3 separate regions of the Homo sapiens genome follow, and regions 1 and 3 are each linked to region 2. Evidence: chromatin loops called from intact Hi-C (ENCODE). Cell type or tissue: GM12878. All regions are shown on one strand. Region 1 holds the start of LOC107985563 (a long non-coding RNA gene). Region 2 has its middle 22 kb from the start of APOBEC3H. Region 3 holds the start of APOBEC3C (apolipoprotein B mRNA editing enzyme catalytic subunit 3C).

The links. A loop is a pair of places that touch in the nucleus more often than their neighbours do. Peaks named below come from ENCODE experiments on the same cell type or tissue, not always from the same donor. Only the 100,000 strongest peaks of a DNase experiment are listed, where the experiment ranks them.
Region 1: it touches region 2 in a loop (4-fold over the local background); 11 of 110 quality-filtered maps call a loop at or near these places.
Region 3: a loop joins it to region 2, with 7 times the contacts of the local background. A loop is called at or near these places in 82 of 110 quality-filtered maps.

What each region holds. Positions count from the first base shown.
Region 1 is chr22:39,063,724-39,071,723 of GRCh38, reverse strand. LOC107985563 (a long non-coding RNA gene) reads right to left here and starts at 5,397. Exons shown (of 2, transcript XR_001755547.2): 1 at 5,366-5,397; 2 at 1,749-3,015. RefSeq lists enhancers at 1,144-1,648, 1,649-2,152 and a silencer at 4,619-4,718. In GM12878, a CTCF peak has its summit at 3,317 (motif pointing right); a DNase peak (open chromatin) is centred at 5,443; H3K4me3 peaks cover 3,190 bases; H3K27ac peaks cover 4,740 bases.
Region 2 is chr22:39,115,050-39,123,049 of GRCh38, reverse strand. It overlaps the pseudogene COX5BP7. Among named protein-coding and RNA genes, the nearest start is that of APOBEC3H, 22 kb to the right of the region's middle. RefSeq lists enhancers at 5,050-5,199, 5,210-5,309. In GM12878, CTCF peaks have their summits at 847 (motif pointing right) and 4,967 (motif pointing right); DNase peaks (open chromatin) are centred at 5,189 and 7,799; H3K4me3 peaks cover 102 bases; H3K27ac peaks cover 3,439 bases.
Region 3 is chr22:39,009,357-39,017,356 of GRCh38, reverse strand. APOBEC3C (apolipoprotein B mRNA editing enzyme catalytic subunit 3C) reads right to left here and starts at 3,100. Exons shown (of 4, transcript NM_014508.3): 1 at 2,978-3,100; 2 at 1,606-1,762. The coding sequence starts at 2,994. RefSeq lists a silencer at 2,810-2,859 and enhancers at 2,970-3,079, 2,652-3,269, 2,999-3,293, 3,270-3,888, 6,218-6,719. In GM12878, a CTCF peak has its summit at 3,221 (motif pointing left); a DNase peak (open chromatin) is centred at 3,146; H3K4me3 peaks cover 2,228 bases; H3K27ac peaks cover 2,173 bases.

The sequences.
Region 1 (8,000 bases), 51 kb after region 2:
GGGTGGCCAAGTGCCCTGGCTCATGCCTTTAATCCCAGCACTTTGGGAGGCCGAGGTGGGCAGTCAGGAATTCGAGACCAGCCTGGCCAACACGGTGAAACCCCATCTCTACTAAAAAACACAAAAATTAGTAGAGTGGTTCTGGGCACCTGTAATCCCAGCTACTCAGGAGGATGAGGCAGGAGAATTGCTTGAACCTAGGAGGCAGAGGTTGCAGTGAGCAGTGATTCTACCGCTGCACTTCAGCCTGGGCAACAGAGTGAAACCTCCTCTCAAAAAAAAAAAAAAAAAAAAAGCCTGGATACAATGGCTCATACCTGTAATCCCAGCACTTTGGGAGGCCGAGGAGGGTGGATCACCTGAGCTCACAAGTTCAAGACCAGCCTGAGCAACATGGAGAAACCCCATCTCTACTAAAACTACAAAATTAGCCGGGCGTGGTGGCGCATGCCTGTAGTCCCAACTACTGGGGAGGCTGAGGCAGGAGAATCGCTTGAACTCGGAAGGCAGAGGTAGCAGTGAGCTGAGATTGTGCCACTGCACTCCAGCCTGGACAGCAAGAGCAAAACTCTGTCTCAAAAAAAAAAAAAAGTTGATATTTGGAGGCAGAGAGATCCCAGAGGTGCAGGTGCAAAGAGGAAAGGCCACAGAGGACACAGCCAGAAGAGACTCTCTGCCAGCCAGGAGGAGCGGCCTCAGAGCAAACAACCCAACCCACCCCGCGAACGTGTACTTGCAGCCTCCAGATCTGTGAGAAAATAAATGCCTGCCATGTGGGCACGTGACTCGGGGCATCTTCTGTGGAGGCCACAGCATGAAGGGGTCATTTTTATAGAGAGTCTCATTCTCTAATAACTTACATCTGCCTTGAAAATATTGAGTCAAATTTAAAGTGTGGAGAAGAGCCTCTAAATTTCACATGTCATTCGCAAAGAAAGAATTGTAATTTGGGACATACACGCAGTCCGGGTGGTGTTCACCATATCAGGAGACCCATCTGCCCCCCATGCTGTCCCTCCTGCACCCAGTCACCTCAGCCCCCCACGTCTCACCTTTGTAGCCCACGAACTCCATGGAGGCCCCTTCCTGACTCAGCCTGTGGAGCCCCTGCTGGTAATATGGACACTGGAAGTAGTAGAGGCGGGCGGCAAAGATGGTGAGCTTCACGTTGCTGTGCCTGGCCAGGAACTTGCCACCTCCCCTGCACACTCTGGGCAAGGGCTCCAAGATGTGTACCAGGTGACCTGGTAGTTTTTGTTAGGAGACAGTGTGTTGTCGCAGAACCAAGAGAGGAAGCACCTTTCTGCATGACTATGGGTCTCAGGATTGACCTGGGAAGGAGGAGGAGGAAGGCAGGGGGAGCTCAGACTAGGAGCAGGAGGAGTGCGGGAGTGGGGCGATGGGAGCAGAGAGTGGGCCTGGAGCCCCAGGGCATTTCCTTATTTATTTATTTTTGAGACAGGGTCTCTCTCTGTTGCCCAGGCTGGGGTGCAGTGGTGCGATCTGGGCTCACTGCAGCCTTGACCTCCCAGGCTCAAGGGATCTTCCTACCTCAGCCTCCTGATTAGCTGGGACTGCAGGCGCGTGCCACCACACCTGGCTAATTTTTTTTGTATGTTTTCATATCTTTTTGTATAGATGGGTTTCGCATGTTGCCTAGGCTGATCTCAAACTCTTGGGCTCAAGCGATCCTCCTGCCTCAGCCTTCCAGAGTTCCAGAGTTCTAGGACTATGAGCATAAACCACCATGCAAGTCCTTATTTTATTTATTTACTTTTCATTTTTCTGGGTACATAGTAGGTCCCAGTGCATTTTGTTCATTGAGATTCGCTTCCATCCTTCTCCTTCCTTCTTTATTTTTAATTTTTATTTTTTTCTGAGACAGAGTCTCACTCTGTAGCCAGGCTCGAGTGCAATGGCACAATCTCGTCTCACTGCAACCTCTGTCTCCCAGGTTCAAGGGATTTTCCTACCTCAGCTTCCCAAGTAGGTGGGACTACAGGCTCGTGACACCATGCCCATCTAAATGTTGTATTTTTAGTAGCGACAGGGTTTCACCGTATTGGCCAGGCTGGTCTCGAACTCCCGACCTCGTGATCCGCCCGCCTCAGCCTCCCAAAGTGCTGGAATTACAGGCGTGAGCCACCGCACCCGTCCCCTTCCTTCTTTATTCTATTGAGTCTTTCCCTGTTTCATCATGTCCTCGAGCACGAATTCTGGCATCCTTTCTCCCAGGCATCCATTCACCAGGCATCCTCAGCCCCTGCTGTGGCCTGGCCCTCTGGGGTCAGCCTTGTTCCCTGCCTGTCTTCTGCTGGGGAGGCCATTGGAACAGCATTGTCCCGTGGAGTTGAAGGTTGACCACAGAAGCTACTGAGCACCTGAAATAGGGCTCTGATTAGAGACTTTGGCACGTGTAAAATACACAGCTCATTCCAAAATCTCAGTGTGAGAATAAGACGAACTTTAACTCTCTCATGAGGAATTTTTTTTTTTTTTGAGATGGGGTCTCACTCTGTCACCAGGCTGGAGTGCAGTGGAGAGATCTCGGCTCACTGCAACGTCTGTATTCTGGGTTCAAGTGATTCTCCTGCCTCAGCCTCCTGAGTAGCTGCGATTACAGGTGTGCGCCACCACGCCCTGCTAATGTTTGCCTTTTTAGTAGAGACGGGGTTTCACCATGTTGGCCAGGATGGTCTCGATCTCCTGACCTCGTGATCCACCCACCTCGGCCTCCTAAAGGACAATATTTAAATGTACTACAATTAAGCCTGTATGTCAAAGGGTCTTTTCAGGACATGAAGGCACCGAAATTTGCCAGGTCTGTAAACCATGCAGAACCAGTCTGTTGTCAGTGGTCTTCTGATCTGGAGGAAGTTACTGAAATCAGTCTCTTGCCCAGGGAAAGCTGGAGTTAGGGCTGTGGAGCAGGGGCTCTGTTGCTCCGTGTCAGCGCGCTGGATGAGCTGCGATTGTTTTCATCTTCTTTATCTCGAGGCAGTTCTTGTTTAGCTGCTAAACAAGCAAAAGAAAAACCTTGTGGCAGGCAGAACAGAGTTGACTGTTGAAGTGTAGGGTGTGTGACCTCACCCTTGCCTGGCACGGCCTGAGGTCCTGGTTGTGATTTGGTATCTGATTGCCATGAAGAGTCTGTTCTGGTTCTGCCGGTCTTATGATTCTGTTTTAACATTACTGCTGGTCAGTTGTGTCTAAACTGCAAAAGGGAGGGGTGATAATGAGGCGTGCCTGACCTCCCCTCCCATCATGGCCAGGAACTCAGTTTTAAGGTTTTTCTGAGATACCTTTGGCCACTAGGGGCCAAAGTTGGTAAGTGGGGGCTAAGGATTCTATTTTTAGTTATAGGCGTGAGGACTAAGCTCTGATTTTTTTTTTTTATCTTTCCCAAATTCCTACCTGTCAGTCCTCTGAGCCCAGCCTGCGAGTATACATCCAGATGGCCTGAGGCACTGAAGAACCACAAAAGAAGTGAAAATGGCCGGTTCCTGCCTGAACTGATGACATTACTTTGTGAAATCCGTTCTCCTGGACAATGAGTCTCAGAAGCTCCCCCACCAAGCACCTTGTAACCCCCACCCCTGCCCGCAAGAGAAAAATCCCCTTTGACTGTAATTTTCCACTACTCACCCAAATCCTATAAAACTGTCCCACCCCTATCACTCTTATCCTGCTCAATGCCAATATCCCAACCCACAGCAGGCTTTAAAAAGGTTAAAGCCTCTTATCACCAGCCTGTTACAATATGGCTTTTTAAAGCCTACAAACTCTCCTTACAACTCTCCTGTCCTACCTGTCCAAAAACTGGACAAGTATTACAGGTTAGTTCAGGATCTGTGCCTTATCAACCAAATTGTTTTGCCTATCCACCCGGTGGTGCCCAACCCGTACACTCTTTGTCCTCAATACCTTCCTCCACAACTCACTATTCCGTTCTTGATCTTAAAGATGCTTTTTTCACTGTTCCCCTGCACCCCTCATACCAGCCTCTCTTTGCTTTTACCTGGACTGACCTTGACACCATCAGTCCCAGCAGCTTACCTGGGCTGTCCTGCCACAAGACTTCAGGGACAGCCCTCATTACTTCAGCCAGGTTCTTTCTCATGATTTACTTTCTTTCCGTCCATCTACTTCTCACATTATTCAATATTTTGATGATCTTCTACTTTATAGCCCCTCCTTTGAATCTTCTCAACAAGACACCCTCCTGCTCCTTTAACATTTATTCTCCAAAGGATATCGGGTATCCCCCTCCAAAGCTCAAATTTTGTCTCCATCCGTTACCTACCTCACTGTAATTCTTCATGAAAACACGCGTGATCTCCCTGCTGATTGTGTCTGGCAAATCTCCCAAACCCTAGCCCCTTCTACAAAGCAACAACTCCTTTCCTTCCTACGCATGGTTAAGTACTTTTGCCTTTGGATACCTGGTTTTGCCATCCTGGCTAAACCATTACATAAACTCACAAAAGGAAACCTAGGTGACCCCATAGATCCTAAATTCTTCCCCACTCCTCTTTCCATGCCTTAAAAACAGCCCTAGAAGCTGCTCCCACACTAGCGCTTCTTAACTCAACCCAACCCTTTCCATTACACACAGCCGAAGTACAAGACTGTGCGGTCGGAATTTACACAAGAGCCGGGACAGCACCCTGTAGCCTTTCTGTCCAAACAACTCGACCTTACTGTTCTGGGCTAGCCCACATGTCTCTGTGCAGTGGCTGCCGCTGCTTTATACTTTTAGAGGCCTTCAAAATCAAAAGCTATGCTCATGCTCCACTTACTCTCTACAGTTCCCATAAATTTCAAAATCTATTTTTCTCTTCACACTTGACACATATACTTTCTGACCTCCAGCTCCTTCAGTTGTTCTCACTCTTTGTTGAGTCTCCCACAATTATCATTGTTCCTGGCCCAGACTTAAATCCGGCCTCCCACATTATTCCTGATACCACATCTGACCCCCATGACTGTATCTCTCTGATCCACCTGGCATTCACTCCATTTCCTCATATTTCCTTCTTTCCTGTTCCTCACCCTGATCACACTTGGTTTATCACCCTTTACCCCAAAATCTTTCTTCAGTTTAATCTCTCCCATGATGCCCCTAATCCCACTCAAACCAGCCCTGAGAAACATCACCCATTATCTCTCCATACCACCCCCAAAAACTTTCACTGCCCCAACACTTCACCGCTATTTTGTTTTATTTTTCTTATTAATATAAGAAGACAGGAATGTCAGGCCTCTGAGCCCAAGCCTGCACAAATACATCCAGATGGCCTGAGGCAACTGAAAAACCACAAAAGAAGTAAAAATTGCCGGTTCCTGCCTTAACTGATGACATTACCTTGTGAAGTTATTTCTCCTGGACAATGAGTCTCAGAAGTTCCCCCACCAAGCACCTTGTAAGCCCTGCCCCTGCCCACAAGAGAAAAACCCCCTTTGACTGTAATTTTCCACTGCCCACCAACATCCTATAAAACTGCCCCACCCCTATCTCCCTTTGCTGACTCTCTTTCCGGACTCAGCCCACTTGCACCCAAGTGAAATAAATAACTTTGTTGCTCATACAAAGCCTACTGTGGACTCTCTTCACACGGACGTGTGTGACACTATCTAAGAGGTCTGGGGAGTCATGCCCTACCAAGCATATATCCTCATCAGATGGCTTCTATTTTTATTTTATTTTATTTCATTTTATTTTAATTAAGACTGAGTTTCACTCTTCTTGCCCAGCCTAGAGTACAATGGTGCAGTCTTGGCTCACTGCAACCTCTGCCTCACTGGTTCAAGCGATTCTCCTTCCTCAGCCTCCCAAGTAGCTGAGATTACAGGCACCCGCCACCACGCCCAGCTAATTTTTGTATTTTTAGTAGAGATGGGGTTTCACCATGTTGGCCAGGCCGGTCTCGAACTCCTGACCTCAGGTGATCCACGCACCTAGGCCTCCCAAAGTGCTGGGATTACAGACATGAGCCACTGCACCCGGCCCAGATGGGTTTTATTTAACCCTATATATTGTGAGATATTTTCCAGTCTGACTCAGGCACAAAATTACGTGACAAAGAAGACAAAACATTTTACCCCAAATCATGTTTCTTTGACATATCTTGAAATGGCCCTGCAAAGTTGTCCTTTGTGGGGGAAAATTTGCATCTGTAAAGAATCTCTATTAATATAGCTGGATCTTTTTCTTCCAGACCTTCCCAGTCCTAAACATATTAACTAATTGCACCTTTTAAAGACCTGAATGGGAAACATTTGTCATCTATTGTCTCTAAGGGCAGCCACTATGAGACTTCGAAAGAACCTTGGTCTCCACAATCTTTTATATTAACCTGAACGTTTCCTTTCTATGGATGCCAGGTCTCTAGACAAACTCAACCAATCGTCAACCAGAAAATGTTTTTTGTTTGTTTGTTTTTGAGATGGAGTCTTGCTCTGTCACCCAGTCTGGACTGCAGTGGTGCGATCTCGGCTCGCTGCAAGCTCTGCCTTCTGGGTTCACGCCATTCTCCTGCCTCAGCCTCCCGAGCAGCTGGGCTTACAGGCGACCGCCACCACGCCCAGCTAATTTTTTGTGTTTTTAGTAGAGATGGGGTTTCACCGTGTTAGTCAGGATGGTCTCTATCTCCTGACCTCGTGATCCGCCTGCCTCAGCCTCCGAAAGTGCTGCAACTACAGGTGTGAGCCACTGTGCCTGGCCCACAAAATATTTAAATTTACCTGTACCCTGGAAGCCCCCCAAACCCCCTCCCCTTACTTTGAGTCATCCGACCTTTCTGAACCAAACCAATGTATTTCTTTTCTTTTCTTTTGATACAGAGTCTTGCTCTGTCTCCAAGGCTGGAATGCAGTTGCATGCTCTTGGCTCACTGCAACCTCTGCCTCCTGGGTTCACGCAATTGTCCTGCCTCAGTCTCCCAAGTAGCTGGGGTTATAGGCGCCCACCACCACACTCAGCTAATTTTTGTATTTTCAGTGGAGACAGGGTTTTGCCATGTTGGCCAGGCTGGTCTCAAACTCTTGACCCCACGTGATCCACCTGGCTCGGCCTCCCAAAGTGCTATGATTACAGGCGTGAGCTGCTGTGTCCAGCCACCAATGTATTTCTTTCTTTTTTTTTTGAGATGGAGTCTTACACCGTCGCCCTGGCTGGAGTGCCCTTGCGTGATCTCGGCTCACTGCAACCTCCGTCTCCCAGGATCACGTGATTCTCCTGCCTCAGCCTCCTGAGTAGCTGGGATTACAGGTGCACATCATCACACCGGCTAATTTTTTGTATTTTTAGTAGAGACAGGGTTTCACTGTGTTGGCCAGGCTGGTCTCGAACTCCTGACCTCATGATCCACCCACCTCAGCCTCCCAAAGCACTGGGATTACAGGCATGAGCCACTGTACCCAGCTCCTGTATTTCTCAAATGTATTTGATTGATAGCTCTTGCCTCTCTAAAATATATAAAACCAAGTTGCACCCCCACCACCTTGGGCACATGTTATCAGGACCTCCTGAGCCCTGTGTTACGGGCCATGGTCACTCGTATTTGGCTCAGAATACGTCTCTTCAAATATTTTACAGAGTTTGACTCTGTTTGTCGACAGGCCCAAGACCCAGGTGCCCACTCCCTGTCTCCTCGGAGGGCCCGCGCTTCCGGTTCTCTGGCACCTCTGGTTCCTGGTTGCCCTTCTACTTTCTGTTCTGCTTTCTCAAAAAGCTCTGAACATCTCAGGCCTCCATGTAGTACCCAATTCTACTTTTTATTGAAAATCTTACTTAAACACCAACTTGATCACTGATCAAGTTTTCTTGGCTCTTTCTCAGTCACGTTCCCTAGGCTGTGTCCTAGCCCAGAGCTGCACTGCTGGGAGGGATTTGAGAAGGGAGGGGCATGAGCAGGAGGGAGGGCTGGGTGCTCTTGGGTGCAGGAGGGTGGGCTGGGTGGAACATGCAGGAAGGTCTGGGTGGAGGGGCTGTGAGGGTC
Region 2 (8,000 bases):
CAGAAGGCCTGCTTCTGTCTGGTTTTGGCCTCTGGCTTTGAGGCTTCAGTTACTTGCAGGTGATCTTAATTTTAAGTAAAAATGGCCGGGCGCTGTGGCTCACGCCTGTTAGCCCAGCACTTTGGGAGGCCGAGGTGGGCGGATCACGAGGTCAGGAGATCAAGACCAATCCTGGCTAACACGGTGAAACCCTGTCTCTACTAAAAATACAAAAAATTAGCCAGGCGTGGTGGCGGGTGCCTATAGTCCCAGCTACTCAGGAGGCTGAGGCAGGAGAATGGTGTGAACCCGGGAGGCCGAGCTTGCAGTGAGCCGAGATGGCGCCACTGCACTCCAGCCTGGGCGACAGAGTGAGACTCCGTCTCAAAAAAAAAAAAAAAATTTTAAGTAATAAAACAGATTTTTTAATAGTTGCTTTATTCAAGATATTTTTGTGTATGGAGAGGAATACTCATTAACATTGGTACTTTATTGCTCAATTTATTCAAGTAATATAACTCTGAAAATCAATTTTCCTTAAGCATTTAAACATTATTAATTTGATTAATTATAAATCTAGTATTATAAATCTAGACTGATTCTTTTGAACACTCCAGACATCTTAACTAGCAGGCCAGACACACACAAATACAGTATTTCAGATTGATCGAGATGGCGGGATCTGAGCAATCTAATGATTGATTCTTTACAGAGTTGCACAAACCAAGGAGATTTAAACGGAGACCTTTCATCGTCAGGCCGTGTCTCTTTAAATCATGATAACAATGTTTATTTGTGGCATCCGGGACTAAGTTTCTTTTTGTCATAGAGGTGCTACTGGGGTACCTGTCAGAGTGGAGGAAAATGATGTGCAGCCACTAGAGGGCCCCTGAAATTTATTCTTTATATTTATTTATTTATTTTTAACTTTTACAAAATAGAGCTGCGGTCTCTCCATGTTGCTCAGGCTGGTCTCAAACTCCTGGCCTCAAGCGATCCTCCAACCTCTACCTCCCAAAGTGCTGGGATTACAGGCGTGAGCCACTGTGCCCAGCCTAAAATTGATTCTTCTTCTTAGTTATTATTATTTTTGGTGGCAGAGCAGAAAAGCATTTCTAAGTATATAAATACCTCTGACTTGACTTTTTACATCATCCTACCTAAATATGTTGTTGTTTTACTGACCACTAAGAATTTCTCTATATTACACACACGCACACACACACACACACAATCTCTTTCTCTCTCTCACTTAAATGAACAAATGAAAATATATTGTGTATAATTTCTTTTTTTGAATGCAGTTTATTTCATTTTGGCTTTTTTCTTTCTTCCTTTCTTTCTTTCTTTTCTTTTTTTTGAGACGGAGTCTCACTCTGTCACCCAGGCTGGAGTGCAGTGGTGCCATCTTGGCTCACTGCAACCTCCACCACCCGGGTTCAAGCAATTCTCCTGCCTCAGCCTCCTGAGTAGCTGGGATTACAGGCGTGCACCACCACACCCGGCTAATTTTTGTATTTTTAGTAGAGATAGGGTTTCACCATCTTGGCCAGACTGGTCTCAAACTCCTGACCTCCACCCGCCTCAGCCTCCCAAAGTGCTGGGATTATACATGTGAGCCACCTTGCCCGGCCTTCTTTTTGGTTTACTGCTCCCTGCTCCCCACATCCCTTGTTTCTTCTCTCCCACTTCACACGGCTCTTCAGATAACTCATGTAAATGATCTTGGAATACAAGAAATATTCTCCATGATCATAGAATTTCAAAGGAACATAGGTACTTGTGCATGAGCATATGTAGGTTTTTTCATTGTTTTATAAAAACAACATCACGTGATGTATTAGGATTCTCTAGAGGGCCAGAACTAATAGGATCTATCTATCTATCTGTCGATCTATCTATCTATCTAATAAGATCTATCTATCTATCTATCTATCTATCTATCTATCTAAAGGGGAGTTTATTAAGGAGTATTAACTCACACAATCACAAGGTCCCACAATAGTCCATCTGCAAGCTAAAGAGTAAGAAAGCCAGTCCAAGTCCCAAAGCTGAAGAACTTGGAGTCTGATGTTCGAGGGCAGGAAGCATCCAGCATGAGAGAAAGATGTAGGCTAAGAGGCTAAGCCAGTCTGGACTTTTCACGTTATTCTGCCTGCTTTATATTCTGGCCTCACTGGCAGCTGATTAAATGGTGCCCACCCAGATTAAAGGTGGGTCTGCCTTTCCCAGCCCACTGACTCAAATGTTAATCTCCTTTGGCAGCACCCTTACAGACACACCCAGGATCAGTACTTTACATCCTTCAATCCCATCAAGTTGACTCTTAGTATTAACCATCACACATGATTATACACATCATTCTGTCCCTTTTCTCAATAATTTCTTGTAGAAATTTTGGCTGCATACTAGTCAATGGTGTGAATGTACCATAAATTACACATTCATCCACCAGTGGGAATTCACTTTATTTCCAATTTATTTACCCTGCAAACAGCATCGCACTACTGATGACAAGCAGGCAACTGCGTTGGAGAGGGAGGTCATCATGGCTGCAAGGAAGGGACCGGACCCATATAATATACTACCCCTAAAGGCAGCTTCAGGCACCAAAGAAGACCCTAATTTAGTCCTCTCCATCACCAACAAGAGAAGAGTGGGCTGCATCTGCGTAGAGGACAACAGTACCATCACCTGCTTTGGGCTGCACAAAGGCGAGACCCAGTGATGCCCCAGCTATGGAACCCATTACAAGCTGGTGCCCCGCCAGCTGACGTACTGAGCACCTGCACCAAGTTACCCAAAATGTGCTGCAAAGTTTCTTCTTTCCAATAAAGAGTAGCCATTGCATTGGCTCCTTCTCCCATTAAAAAAAAAAGAAGAAAGGGCCGGGCGCGGTGGCTCATGCCTGTAATCCCAGCACTTTGGGAAGGCGAGGTGAGTGGATCACCTGAGGTCAGGAGTTTGAGACCAGCCTGACCAACATGGAGAAACCCCGTCTCTGCTAAAAATACAAAATTAGCCGGGCTTGGTGGCGCATGCCTGTAATCCCAGATACTCAGGAGGCTGAGGCAGGAGAATCGCTTGAACCCAGGAGGCAGAGGTTGTGGTGAGCAGAGATCGCACCATTGCACTTCAACCTGGGCAACAAGAGTGAAATTCCTTCTCAAAAAAAAAAAAAAAGAAAGAAAGAAAGAAAGAAAGAAAAGAAAAAAGGCCAGGCATGGTGGCTTATGCCTGTAATCCCACATCTTTGGGAGGGCGAGGCAGGAGGATTATTTGAGCCCAGGAGTTCTAGACCAGCCTGGCCAACATAGTGAGACCCTAACTATTTAAAAAAAAAAAAAGTCACATGCAGATTTTTTTTTTTTTTTTTTGAGACAGAGTTGCCCAAGCTGGAGTGTAGTGGGATAGTCTTGGCTCATTGCAACCTCTGCCTCCCGGGTTCAAGTGATTCTCCTGCTTCAGCTTCCCGAGTAGCTGGGATTACAGGCACACGCCACCACACCTGGCTAATTTTTGTATTTTTAGTAGAGATGGGGTATCACCATGTTGACCAGGCTGGTCTGAAACTCCTGACCTCAAGCGATCCGCCTGCCTTGGCTTCCTAAAGTGTTAGGATTACAGGTGTGAGCCACCATGCCTGGCCTAGTTGTCTATTTGTATCTTTTCCCATACAGACATTTTAGATTTTATGTAATCAAATAGATCTATATTTTTGTTGAAGGTCTCTGGATTCTCTCTTTTAATTATAAGGATTTTCCTAATTTCTGTTTTGTACATGTCTTCTGGATTTTTTTCTAAGATTTTAATTTTTTACATTGAAGCTCTGAGCCATCTGGAATTTATTTTTGCATATGGTATGAAAAAGGACTCAATTTTCTTCCAGATGGATAGCCAGTTGTGCCAGCACCATTTATTAAGCAGTCCAGAGTGTCCACCGAAATTAAGGCTATTGAGGCAGAAATAATTTGATAAAGGTTTATTGGAAGCCAAATGTGATGATCGACCCAGGAAGACACACCAACAAGGTTGGGGGTATTTCAGAGTCTGTCACAAGGTTTTTTTTAGGAAAGTTTAAAAGAAGGAAGGGGGAGCTGGGCGCAGTGGCTCATGCCTGTAATCCCAACAATTTGGGAGGCCGAGGTGGGTGGATCACCTGAGGTCAGGAGTTTGAGACCAACTTGACCAACATGGTGAAACCCTGTCGCTACTAAAAATACAAAAAAAAAAAAAAAAAAATTAGCCAGGCATGGTGGTGCATGCCTGTAATCCCAGCTACTTGGGAGGCTGAGGCAGGAAAATCGCTTGAACCCAGGAGGTGGAGGTTGCGGTGAGCCGAGATTGTGCCACAGTACCACAGCCTGGGTGTCATGAGCAAAAATATATCTCAAAAACAACAACAACAACAACAAAAAACAATGGAGGGGGACTCCTTTCCTTAGAGGGTACAACACAGAGGTTACCATCACCATCATGGGGTACAGATGACATCATACAGGATAAGAATGCCTACACACAAGACAATCAGTCGAACTTCAGACTTCAGCTCACCTTAAAAGAAATCAGTGTCCTATTTAGTGTCTGCAGGTTACACACTGATCAGTACATCAATCATTTGAGAAATTTATGATAAGATTCTTTAGTTGGAGACGCAATGTTACCATCGAGTCAAAAGACTGTTGCAGAACCCCAAAGGGTAGGTTTGAGTACCTGACACGCTGTAAGCCAAGCACTGACATGTGGGCGCTTAGGAGCAGAGAAAGGTTTATTCAATTTGGCCACGGCCTGAGGATGGGAGACCCAAACTCTCGAATCTGACCTTCCTTTGTAAGGTGGGTAGGGCGGGAGGTGAGATTCCCCCATGATCAAAGCTGTTTGCGTCCCTTCGTCAATCAAACTTCTGGACATCGCCAAGGAGGTCGCATGACCTCAGGATCTTCATTCTTCAGAAGCAAAACAAGTTCATGAATCTTGCAGGCAGCCTCCAGGGGGCAGAATGTGACGTTAATCAATTACTAGTGAATTGGTGAACACCCTCTACTTCAATGACCACATGTGGAGGAAGAAAAGAACAGAGAAGAAAATAAGTAACCAACATCTTATGGTTGTTATAGCATAGGCTGGGTTACAGCTCCCAAGGTGGATTGCTTTGGAAGCCTGCTTACTGTTGAACATGACTTGAAGGTTATCAACAGTTATTCATTCAATTACTCATGAATTTTCTGGGCAGCGGGTGGGGGATTCCCCGAACTGAGGACTCTTTCCCGTTTCGGACCATACAGGGTAATGTATAGATGTTGCCATGGCATTTGTAAAACTGTCAAGTCACTGGTGGTAGCGGTAGCGTCTTTTAGCACAAGAATTAATTTTAATTAGCATATAATGAGCGGTGAGGATGATCAGAGGTTTTGGCAGGTTTGGTCCGGGCCTCTTTACCGCATCCTGTTTTATCAGGGGGTCCTTGTGATCTGTAACTTGTGAAACCAGCCCTGCTGAACTACCTCAATATGAAAATAGTCTTAACCTTTGAGAAGAAGCCTTCGGTTCTAATTGATAGCCATATTTCCTGGTAATAATGTTGTAATCAACATCTTTGTATATTCCTTAAGCACTTAAATACTTAAAAAAGGGGGCTGTGTCAACCCTGAAGAGGATTACTGAGATTTTACTCATCTCCGTCCTGCATGATAAAAGAAAAATACATCCTGTTATTCCAGCAAATTGATGTTTTAATTAAGAGATCAAGGCCGGGCATGATGGCTCACGTCTGTAATCCCAGCACTGTGGGAGGCTGAGGCAGGTAGATCACCTCAAGTCAGGAGTTCTAGACCAGCCTGGCCAACATGGTGAAACCCCGTTTCTACTAAAAATACAAAAATTAGCTGGGCATGGTGGCGAGCGCATGTAATCCCAGCTACTCGGGAGGCTGAGGCAGGAGAATCACTTGAATCCGGGAGGCGGAGGTTGCAGTGAGCCGAGATCGCGCCACTGCACTCTAGCCTGGGTGACAGAGTGAGATGCTATCTCAAAAAAAAAAAAAAAAAAAGAGAGAGATTAAAAGTCTTAGATTTGCCTGTCTATTCCTATGCCAGTATCTGTCTGTCTATCTGTCAACGAAAAGAGTCAAACTCTATAAAATATTTGAATAGATTTATTCTGAGCCAAATATGAGTAAGCATGGCCCATGACACAGCCTTCAGGAGGTCCTGAGAACATGTGCCCAAGGTGGCTGGGGTGCAACTTGGTTTTATATATATTTAAGAAGGCATGAGACATCAATCAAATACATTCGAGACATATATTGGTTTGGTCCAGAAAGGCAGGACAATTCGAAGTCAGGGGGCTTCCAGGCTATAGGTAAATTTAAACATTTTCTGCTTGACAGTCGGTTTAGTTTGTCTAAAGACCTGGGATCAACAGAAAGAAAATGTTGAGGTTAAGATAAAAGATTGTGGCTGGGCACAGTGGCTCACACCTGTAATCCTAGCACTTTGGGAGGCCGAGGCGGATGGATCACCTGAGGTCAGGAGTTTGAGACCAGCCTGACCAATACAGCGAAACCCCATCTCTACTAAAAATATAAAAATCAGCCAGGCATGGTGGCACGCCTGTAATCCCAGCCACTCGGGAGGCTGAGGCAGGAGAATCTCTCAAACCCAGGAGGCGGGAGGTTGCAGTGAGCAGAGGTCCACTGCACTCTAGCCTGGGTGACAAAACTAGACTGTGTCTCAAAAATAAATAAAATAAAATAAAATAAAAGACTGTGAAGACCAAGTCTCTTTTGAAGTCTCATAGTGGCTGCCCTTAGAGACAAGAGATGACAAATGTTTCCTATCAGACCTTTAAAAGGTGCTAGACTGTCACCACCGGTAACACTCCAGTCTGGATGACAGCAAGTCTCCTTCTAGAAAAAACCAAAAACCAAAAAACAAAAAACCACCTCTGATCCCCAAGTTTTCCGTGAGACTGATTTGAGTAATAATAAAATTCCAGTCTCCTGCACAGCCTGCTCTGCGTGAATTACTCTTTCTCTATTGCAATTGCTGTGTCTTGATATAAATCAGCTCTGTCTAGGCAGTGGGCAAGGTGAACCCCTTCAGCGATCATATTGGAAAGTAAGTCATGAAACAGAGGGTTAAATAAAACTCATCTGATGAGAATTTATGGTTTATAGGGCATGACTCCCCAGACCCCTTAGATAGGAATTTGGGCAAGATTAAAAAAAAAAAAAAAGCAGAGCTTAGTCCTCATATCTACCTATCTATCTATCCATCCATCCATTCATCTATCCATCCATCTATCCATCATCATCTATCTGCTTCTGAGACCTGAAAGGCTAGTAAAGGTAATCAAAATATCCTTCTCTGATATATTTTGAGATGGCTGCTCCTGCAAACAGAAGCAGCCCTGCAAAGCGGTCTTCTATTATTATTATTATTTTGAGACTGAGTTTCATTCTGTCCTCCAGGCTGGAATGCAGTGGCATGATATCTGCTCACTGCAACCTCCGCCTTCTGGATTCGAGCGATTCTCCTGCCTCAGCCTCATGAGTAGCTGGGATTACAGGCACACACCACCACACCCAGCTAATTTTTTTTTTTTCTATTTTTGGTAGAGATGGAGTTTCCCCGTGTTGACCAGGCTGGTCTTGAACTCCTAACCCCAGGTGATCCGCCCACCTCGGCCTCTCAAAGTGCTGGGATTACAGATAGGCTTGAGCCACCGCGCCCGGCAAAAGCGGTCTTTTGTGGGGGAGATTTGCATCTGTAGAAAATCTGCATTGCTGCAGCCTGGTTTTCTCCCAGGCCCTCCCTTGTCCAGATCTAGGAAAGAGGAACTGAGATTCTGACACCCTAAAACTCTGAAAGAAACATTTACCATCTTTTTCCTCCGAGGACTGCTATCTGTGAGGTTTCATCTACATAACAAGACCACCTTTGCCAGCCAGGCCTCCTCTTCTCCCTTTCCCATAGCCTGTTTTGCCAGGATCCAAGCCCCAAATCTTTCTGTAACCTCAA
Region 3 (8,000 bases), 110 kb after region 2:
TTATTTTATTTCTTTACTTTTCATTTTTCTGGCTACATAGTAGGCCCCAGGGTGTTTTATTCATTGAGTTTCCCTTCTTCTATCCTTCTCCTTCTCTCTTTATTCTTTTATTTTTATTTTTTTCAAAGATGGAGTCTTGCTCTGTCGCCAAGGCTGGAGTGCAGTGGCACAATCTCGGCTCACTGCAACCTCTGCCTCCCAGGTTCAAGCAATTCTCCTGCCTCAGCCTCCTGAGTAGCTGGGACTACAGGCATGCACCCCCACACCTGGCTAATCTTTGTATTTTTAGTAGAGACTGGGTTTCATCATGTTAGCCAGGCTGGTCTCGAACTCCCAACCTCATGATCCGCCTGCCTCAGCCTCCCAAAGTGCTGGGATTACAGGCATGAGCCACCGCGCCGTGCCCGGCCCCTTCCTTCTTTATTTTATTGATTCTTTCCCTGTCTCATAGACTCATGTGTGAATTCTGCCATCTTTTCTCCCAGGCATCCATTCACCAGGCATCCTCAGCCCCTGCTATGGCCTGGCTCTCTGGGGTCAGCTTTGTTCCCTGCCTGCCTTCTGCTGAGGAATCAGGGCAGTGGCGGGGGCGGCCCCACCAGCCCGCAGTCACTGGCCCAGACACAGCGCTGGACACAACACCCCCCGCTTCCCACAGCTGCTGATTCCCGAGGACTGCCGGACGCACAGCTCCATAACAAGATTTTGGGAAACAAAGTCAAGAGTGAGGGTGCTGGGCGCTAAACAAGGCCTTTTGGGAGGAAGCAAACCCCCTCCACGATCTGATCACAGGAGAGTCAGGGAGGAAGATCTGGGCCATGGACTTAAAAAATGTGGGGAGGCCGGGCACAGTGGCTCATGCCTGTAATCCCAGCACTTTGGGAGGCCAAGGCGGGCGGATCATGAGGTCAGGAGATCGAGACCATCTTGGCTAACACCATGAAACCCCGTCTCTACTAAAAAAAAAAAAAAAAAGAAAAAAAGAAAAAATTAGCTGGGCATGGTGGTGGGCGCCTGTAGTCCCAGCTACTTGGGAGGCTGAGGCAGGAGAATGGCGTGAACCCGGGAGGCGGAGCTTGCAGTGAGCTGAGATTGTGCCACTGCACTCCAGCCTGGGCGATAGAGCAAGACTCCGTCTCAAAATAAATAAATAAATAAATAAATAATGTGGGGAGGAGGCCAGGGGCATGGTGTCTCACGCATGTAATCCTAGCACTTTGGGAGGCCAAGGCTGGTGGATCACTTGAGGTCAGGAGTTCGAAACCAGCCTGGCCAACATGGCAAAATCCTGTTTCTACTAAAAATACAAAAGAATTGGCTGGGCATGGTGGCAGGTGCCTGTAATCCCAGCTACTCGGGAGACTGAGGCAGGAGAATCGCGTGAACCTGGAAAGCAGAGGTTGCCGTGAGCTGAAATCAGACCACTGCATTCCAGCCTGGGTGACAGAGCGAGACTCCATCTCAAAAAAAAAAAAAAAAAAATAGAAATGTGGCAGGAAAGTGCACACAGGAGAGCCCACGCCGGGCACATCACTTATTGTTGCGTTTTCTGCATTCCCAGCTGCTTAGCTCCTATTTAGGGTGTAACTAGGACTTTGGTGCTACCTGGTTTCGGAAGACGCCCGTCTTCCAGGAGACAACTGAGCGGCGCTTTATACCTTCCACGGTGAAGCACAGCCAAGTTTCGTTCCGATCGTTGGCTTCCCATAGGTTTTTAAATTGGAAGTAGAATGTGCCTGGATACATTGCCTTCATCGGGTTTCTGAAGGCACAAGAGAGAAACCCCAATGCAGAGACCCCCGCACCGGAGTCCTCAGGGCTGATGCCCACTGAACACAGCTGCCTGGACGTCCCTGGGCTCTGGGCCTCCCCCATCCCTCCACAGCCCTGAGAATGTCTGCTGCTTTCCCAGGCAGGAAGACGGGGAGAGAGAAAGAGGAGGGGACGCTGGCAGGGGCAGCAGGGCCGGGGTGACCTCTCCTAGCTGGAACCCCAGCTCTGGGGCTACCAATGGAACACCCTCAACCTCCCAGTTTTTCTGCTACTTTTTTTTTTTTTTTTTTAAAGACGGCATCTCGCTCTGTCCCCCAGGCTGGAGTTTGCAATCTCAGCTCACTGCAACCTCCACCCCTCGGGTTCAAGGGATTCTCCTGCCTCAGCCTCCCAAGTAGCTGGGATTACAGACGCCCGCCAGCACCCCTGGCTAATTTTCTGTATTTTCAGTAGAGACGAGGTTTCACCATGTTAGTCAGGCTGGTCTCAAACTCCTGACCACAAGTGACCCGCCCGCCTCAGCCTCCCAAAGTGCTAGGATTACAGGCATAAGCCACCGTGCCTGGCCTAAAATAAGAGCATTTCTCCTGATCATCATATTTTTTCCTACACTCCATGTTGCAGGTGTCATTCTGAAAGGTGAACGGTGCTCACAGAGGAGGAGCCTGTGTCTGGGGTCGTGTGCATCCTACTCTGCTCACAGTGGAGGCATCTTTGGAAGAAGTGACTTATTTTCTGGTACAGAGACCATTCCCTCCCCCACACCCTCTCCTAAGACTTTGTATTGAAACAAAGTAAATCTTACAGAAATTGCACCAAAGCGCTGAGAACAAAATGCCTGATTGCTCAAATCATCCTTTGGTTCAATTCTCCCAGTTCCAGAGCTCCCAGGAATAGTGGGAAGCACACAGAGGAAGCACCCTCCCAGGGCGGGAAGCACCAGCCCGGGCATGATTTTCGGGGGAGAGTCTCAGCAGGCGGACTGGGCTGGGGCAAGTGGGGAAGGTGGCCCATTCAGAAGCAGCAGTCGTGGGACCACACAGCAGGGCAAGGAGCTTGGCTGGGAGTGGGGGCAGCGGGGGAACCAGGGGGGAGGGAGCCCAGAGGTGGGGCTGGGGCAGGGGGAGGCCAGGGCTGAGGCCCAGCAGGACCGCCTGGCAGGAAGTGGCAGGAGGGGCCTGGCGGACAAAGCGTGCAGAGGTACCTGATCTGTGGATTCATGTTCAGCCTCTTAGATATGCTTGTCCCTGTCCCACTCTTTTCTGAAGCGCTGTGGCTTCTCTTCCTGCTTACAGCGTCCTTGCAGTTGAGCAGCCCTCTTTAAAGTGACCTCCCAGGGCCTTGTGAATCATGGCCCCTCCCCATTCCTGCTCAGGCACTGGTGTGGGAGGCCCCGGGGTGCTTCATGTTTCTCTGGCTCTGGCCCTCTTTCTGGTTTTCTCCGGGCCCCTCCTACTGGCAGAGGAACCTCCGATAAAGACAGGCTGCTCTGTCTTTATCTGTCCTGGGCAGGACCCAACGGAACTGCAAAAAGAAGAGAAAGAGAAAGAGAAAGGCATTGCAGCCTGAGCCTGGGACGCGGGTCCAGACCCAGCTGAGAGAGGGGCAGGTGCCCCGTTGCCTGGTGGTTGGGCAGGCTGGAGCCCCCTCTCCACCACCCCCTCCCCAGCCCTAATGTGTGCCCAGAGCTTTGAGCAGCACCACCCTGTTGAGTGAGGGGAGGTTTTGAGACCCCAGTGGGGAAGGAAGTGTGGACTCCGCACAGCACAAGCGAAGGCTTAGGTGTGCCTCGAGTTCCCAGCTGTGTGCTGAGTCCATCGCACGCATCCCCTCTTCCAACCTCCCAGCTTCCAGAAGGTGGGGGGCAGTTCAGCCCCTCAGAGATGTGGGCGGAGGATTACCTAGGTGCTGAGGCAAGAGACTGAAGGCACAAACTGTTTCAGTATAATAAAGAATATACTTACAATAAGAATAGTTATAATACAAATTAGATACAGAGATGATCATGGACATTATCAATCATTAGTGTAGATATTATTAATCATTAGCTTTTAATATTACTCTTTATTGTATTACTAATATAACCAAGAAATAACCGGTGGGTATAGGGTCAGGTGCTGAAGGGCTGTTGTGAGAAGTGACCGAGAATGCAAGAGGTGAGCCCTCTGTCACACCCGCATAAGGGCTACTGGAGGGCTCCTTGGTCAGGCGGTAACGCCAGTGCCTAGGAAGGCATCGTTACTTAGCGGACCACGAAAGGGAGTCTCCCTTTTCTTGGAGGAGTCAGGGAACGCTCAGCTCCACCAGCTTCTTGTGGGAGGCTGGATAGTATCCAGGCCTGCCTGCAGCCATCCGGAGGCCTAAACCCCTCCCTGTGATGCTGTGCTTCAATGGTCACGCTCCTTGTCCACTTTCCTCCTGTACTCCTGGTCCCTCTTTGAAGTTCTCAGAAGATAGCGGTAGAAGAAATAGTGAAAGTCTTAAAGTCTTTGATCTTTCTGATAGGTGCATAGAAGAAAACGCTGACGTATACTGCCTTCCCTCTCTGCTTCGGCTACCTATAAGGGAAGGGCCCCCTGTCCTATGATCACGTGACTTGCTCGACCTTATCAATCACTTGGACGACTCACCCTCCTTACCCTGCCCCCCTTGTCTTGTATGCAATAAATAACAGTGCACGCAACCATTTGGGGCCACTACCCATCTCCGTGTCTTGATGGTAGTGGTCCCCCGGGCCCAGCTGTTTTCGCTTTATCTCTTTGTCTTGTGTCTTTACTTTTTACGATTTCTCATCTCCACACACGGGGAGAACACCCACTAAGCCCCATAGGGCCAGACCCTACATCAGGGACTGCGATGTCTGCGACATCAAGCGGTGGAAGCAAGTGTCTACAAACAGGCTCACGGCCCACAGGGACCTCTCAAGGGGTTCCGTGTGGACCAAGAAAATGTGAAACACATACACACACAACTTTCTGATTATTTAAGTTCATCTAAGCATATTTTGGAGGAATGAATGTACATTGTATCCTTGAAATAATCTTCCTAAATAGATTCCTTTAAGGGGAGTTTGTTCTTGTGGGGGAAAGAAAGAGAGATGAGACTGTTATTGTGTCTATGTAGAAAGAGGAAGACATAAGAAACTCCATTGTGATCTGTACTAAGAAAAACTCTTCTGCCTTGAGATGCTGTGAATCTGTAACCCTAGCCCCAACCCTGTGCTCGCAGAAACATGTGCTATATTGACTCAAGGTTTAATGGATTTAGGGCTGTGCAGGATGTGCCTTGGTAAAAATGTGTTTGCAGGCAATAAGCTTGGTAAAAGTCATCGCCATTCTCCAGTCTCGAGTACCCAGAGACACAGTGCACTGCGGAAGGCCGCAGGGACCTCTGCCCAAGAAAGCCTGGGTATTGTCCAGGTTTCCCCCCACTGAGACAGCCTGAGATATGGCCTCATGGGAAGGGAAAGACCTGACCGTCCCCCAGCCCGACACCCGTAAAGGGTCTGTGCTGAGGAGGATTGGTGAAGGAGGAAAGCCTCTTTGCAGTTGAGATAGGAGGAAGGCATCTGTCTCCTGCTCATCCCTGGGAATGGAATGTCTTGGTGTAAAACCCGATCATACATTCTATTTACTGACATAGGAGAAGACCGCCTTATGGCTGGAGGTGAGACATGCTGGCGGCAATACTGCTCTTTACTGCACTGAGATGTTTGTATAAAGTCAAACATAAATCTGGCCTACGTGCACATCCAGGCACGGCACCTTTCCTTAAACTTATTTATGACACAAAGTCCTTTGCTCTCATGTTTTCCTGCTGACCCTCTCCTCACCATTACCCTATAGTCCTGCCACATCCCCCTCGCTGAGATGGTAGAGATAGTGATCAATAAATACTGAGGGAACTCAGAGACCAGTGCCCATGCGGGTCCTCCATATGCTGAGCGCCGGTCCCCTGGGCCCACTTTTCTTCCTGTATACTTTGTCTCTGTGTCTTATTTCTTTTCTCAGTCTCTCATCTCCACCTTTCGAGAAATACCCGCCGGTGTGGAGGGGCAGGCCCCCTTCAGTTCCAGCTGGAGAAGTTGTGCTCTCTGTAGAGGCTCTGAACTCCTCTGGCTACCACCTGAAGGCAGATAGGGAGGAGGCTGCGTGGGTGGTAGGGGGTGCAGCAGCGCCCGTTCCTGCACAGAAGCTTACCTATCGCTGCACAAAGCGGACTCCCAGTGGTTGTTTTTGGAAAGTGAAGTTTCCTTCCTTCCTTCCTTTCATCTTCCCCAATATAAATCTTTTAGTTTACAAGTAAATTTTACTATCGAAAATGAAAACTCGGGGAGGGCAGAAAGATCACACACAGGGCTGCCACTTCACACCTGGAGGGTTGCTCCGTGGCCGTCCAGAGGTGCTCCTCACTTCCCAGACGGTACTTCGGCCGGGCCGAGGCGCTCCTCACTTCCCAGACGGTACTTCGGCCGGGCCGAGGCGCTCCTCTTGAAGGTGAAATTTTCTGTTGCCATAAGAAAGAGATGGGGGCAAAGGGTAAGACCATAGATGGAAAATAATCAGTTCCGTTGATCAGAAACACACTTCTTAGAAGAAAATGTAATAATGACCCTAGACCAGGGAGGCATCCTCCAACCCAGCTGTAAGGCGGCAGTTAAGGCACAGTGGGGAAGGGACACCAGCTTTGCAGCCAGGAGACTCTGAGTTCTGCCCCTTCCTTACTGTGTGACCTTGGGTGGTTTACTTAATGTCTCCAGGCCTCTAATTGCAGGCATGAGCCACTTGCCCAGCCCATTTTATTATTTTGAAAACCTTTTCGGGCCGGGTGTGGTGGTTCACACCAGTAATCCCAGCACTGTGGGAGGCCGAGGCGGACGGATGACTTGAGGTCAGGAGTTCGAGATCAGCCTGGGCAACATGGTGAAACCCCGTGTCTACAAAAACAAAAACAAAAACAAAATTAGCCAGATGTGGTGTGCACCTGTAATTCCAGCTACTAGGGAGGTTGATGGGGGAGGATCACTTGAGCCATGATTGCATCACCGCACACCAGCCTGGGCGACAGAGTGAGACCCTGTCTCAAAAAAAAAAGAAAAAGAAAAACGTTTTCCACCTGTGTAATTTTATTTGCAAAAGGTATATATATGGCTGATTGCCGTGGCTCATACCTATAATACCAGCACTTTGGGAGGCTGAGGCGGGCAGATCACCTGAGGTCAGGAGATCAAGACCAGCCTGACCAACATGGTGAAACCCCGTCATGACTAAAAAAAAAAAAAATTACAAAATTAGCCAGGCATGGTGGCATGCACCTGTAGTCCCACCTACCTGGAAGGCTGAAGCAGGAGAATAGCTGGAACCTGGGAAGTGGACGTTGCAGTGAGCGGAGATCTCACCACTGTACTCCAGCCTGGGCCACAGAGTGAGACTCCATCTGAAAAAATTTAAAAAATAAGCCATGTGTGGTGGCTCACGCCTGTAATCCCAGCACTTTGGGAGGCTGAGGCAAGGGGATCTCCTAAGGTCAGGAGTTAGAGACCATCCTGACCAACATGGAGAAACCCCGTCTCTACTAAAAAAGAATACAAAATTAGCCAGGTGTGGTGGTGCATGCCACCATGTAATCCCAGCTACTCGGGAGGCCGAGGCAGGAGAATCACTTGAACCCGGGAGACAGAGGTTGTGGTGAGCCAAGATCGCGCCATTGCACTCAAGCCTGGGCAACAAGAATGAAACATCATCTCAAAATAACAAAATAAAATAATAAAAATAAATATTAAAAAGAAGGTTTTATATATATGGGATCTTTAGTATATGATTATATGAAATATATATCTAGAATATATATATGGGATCTTTTAATATGATTTCTTTTGATATATATAGAATCATCAGTATATGATTATATGTGGAATGTATATACGGAATCATTCGTCACTGACGTTTTTCACTCAGCATAATACCCTTGAGGTTCATCTGAATTGTTGCTGGTTTCCATAGGTTGTTCGTTTTCATTGCAGGGCACGACTCATTGCATGGATGTACCAAAGCAGGTTGAACCATTCGCCCACTGGACGTTTAGACTGGTTGTGGTTTTTGGCTATCGTGAACAAAGATGCTATGAACACAGGTTTTTGTTTTTGTTTTTGTTTTTGTTTTTTAAATGTGAGCATAAGTTTTCATTTCTCTGGAATAAATGCCCAATAGTGCAATTGCTGGATTGTA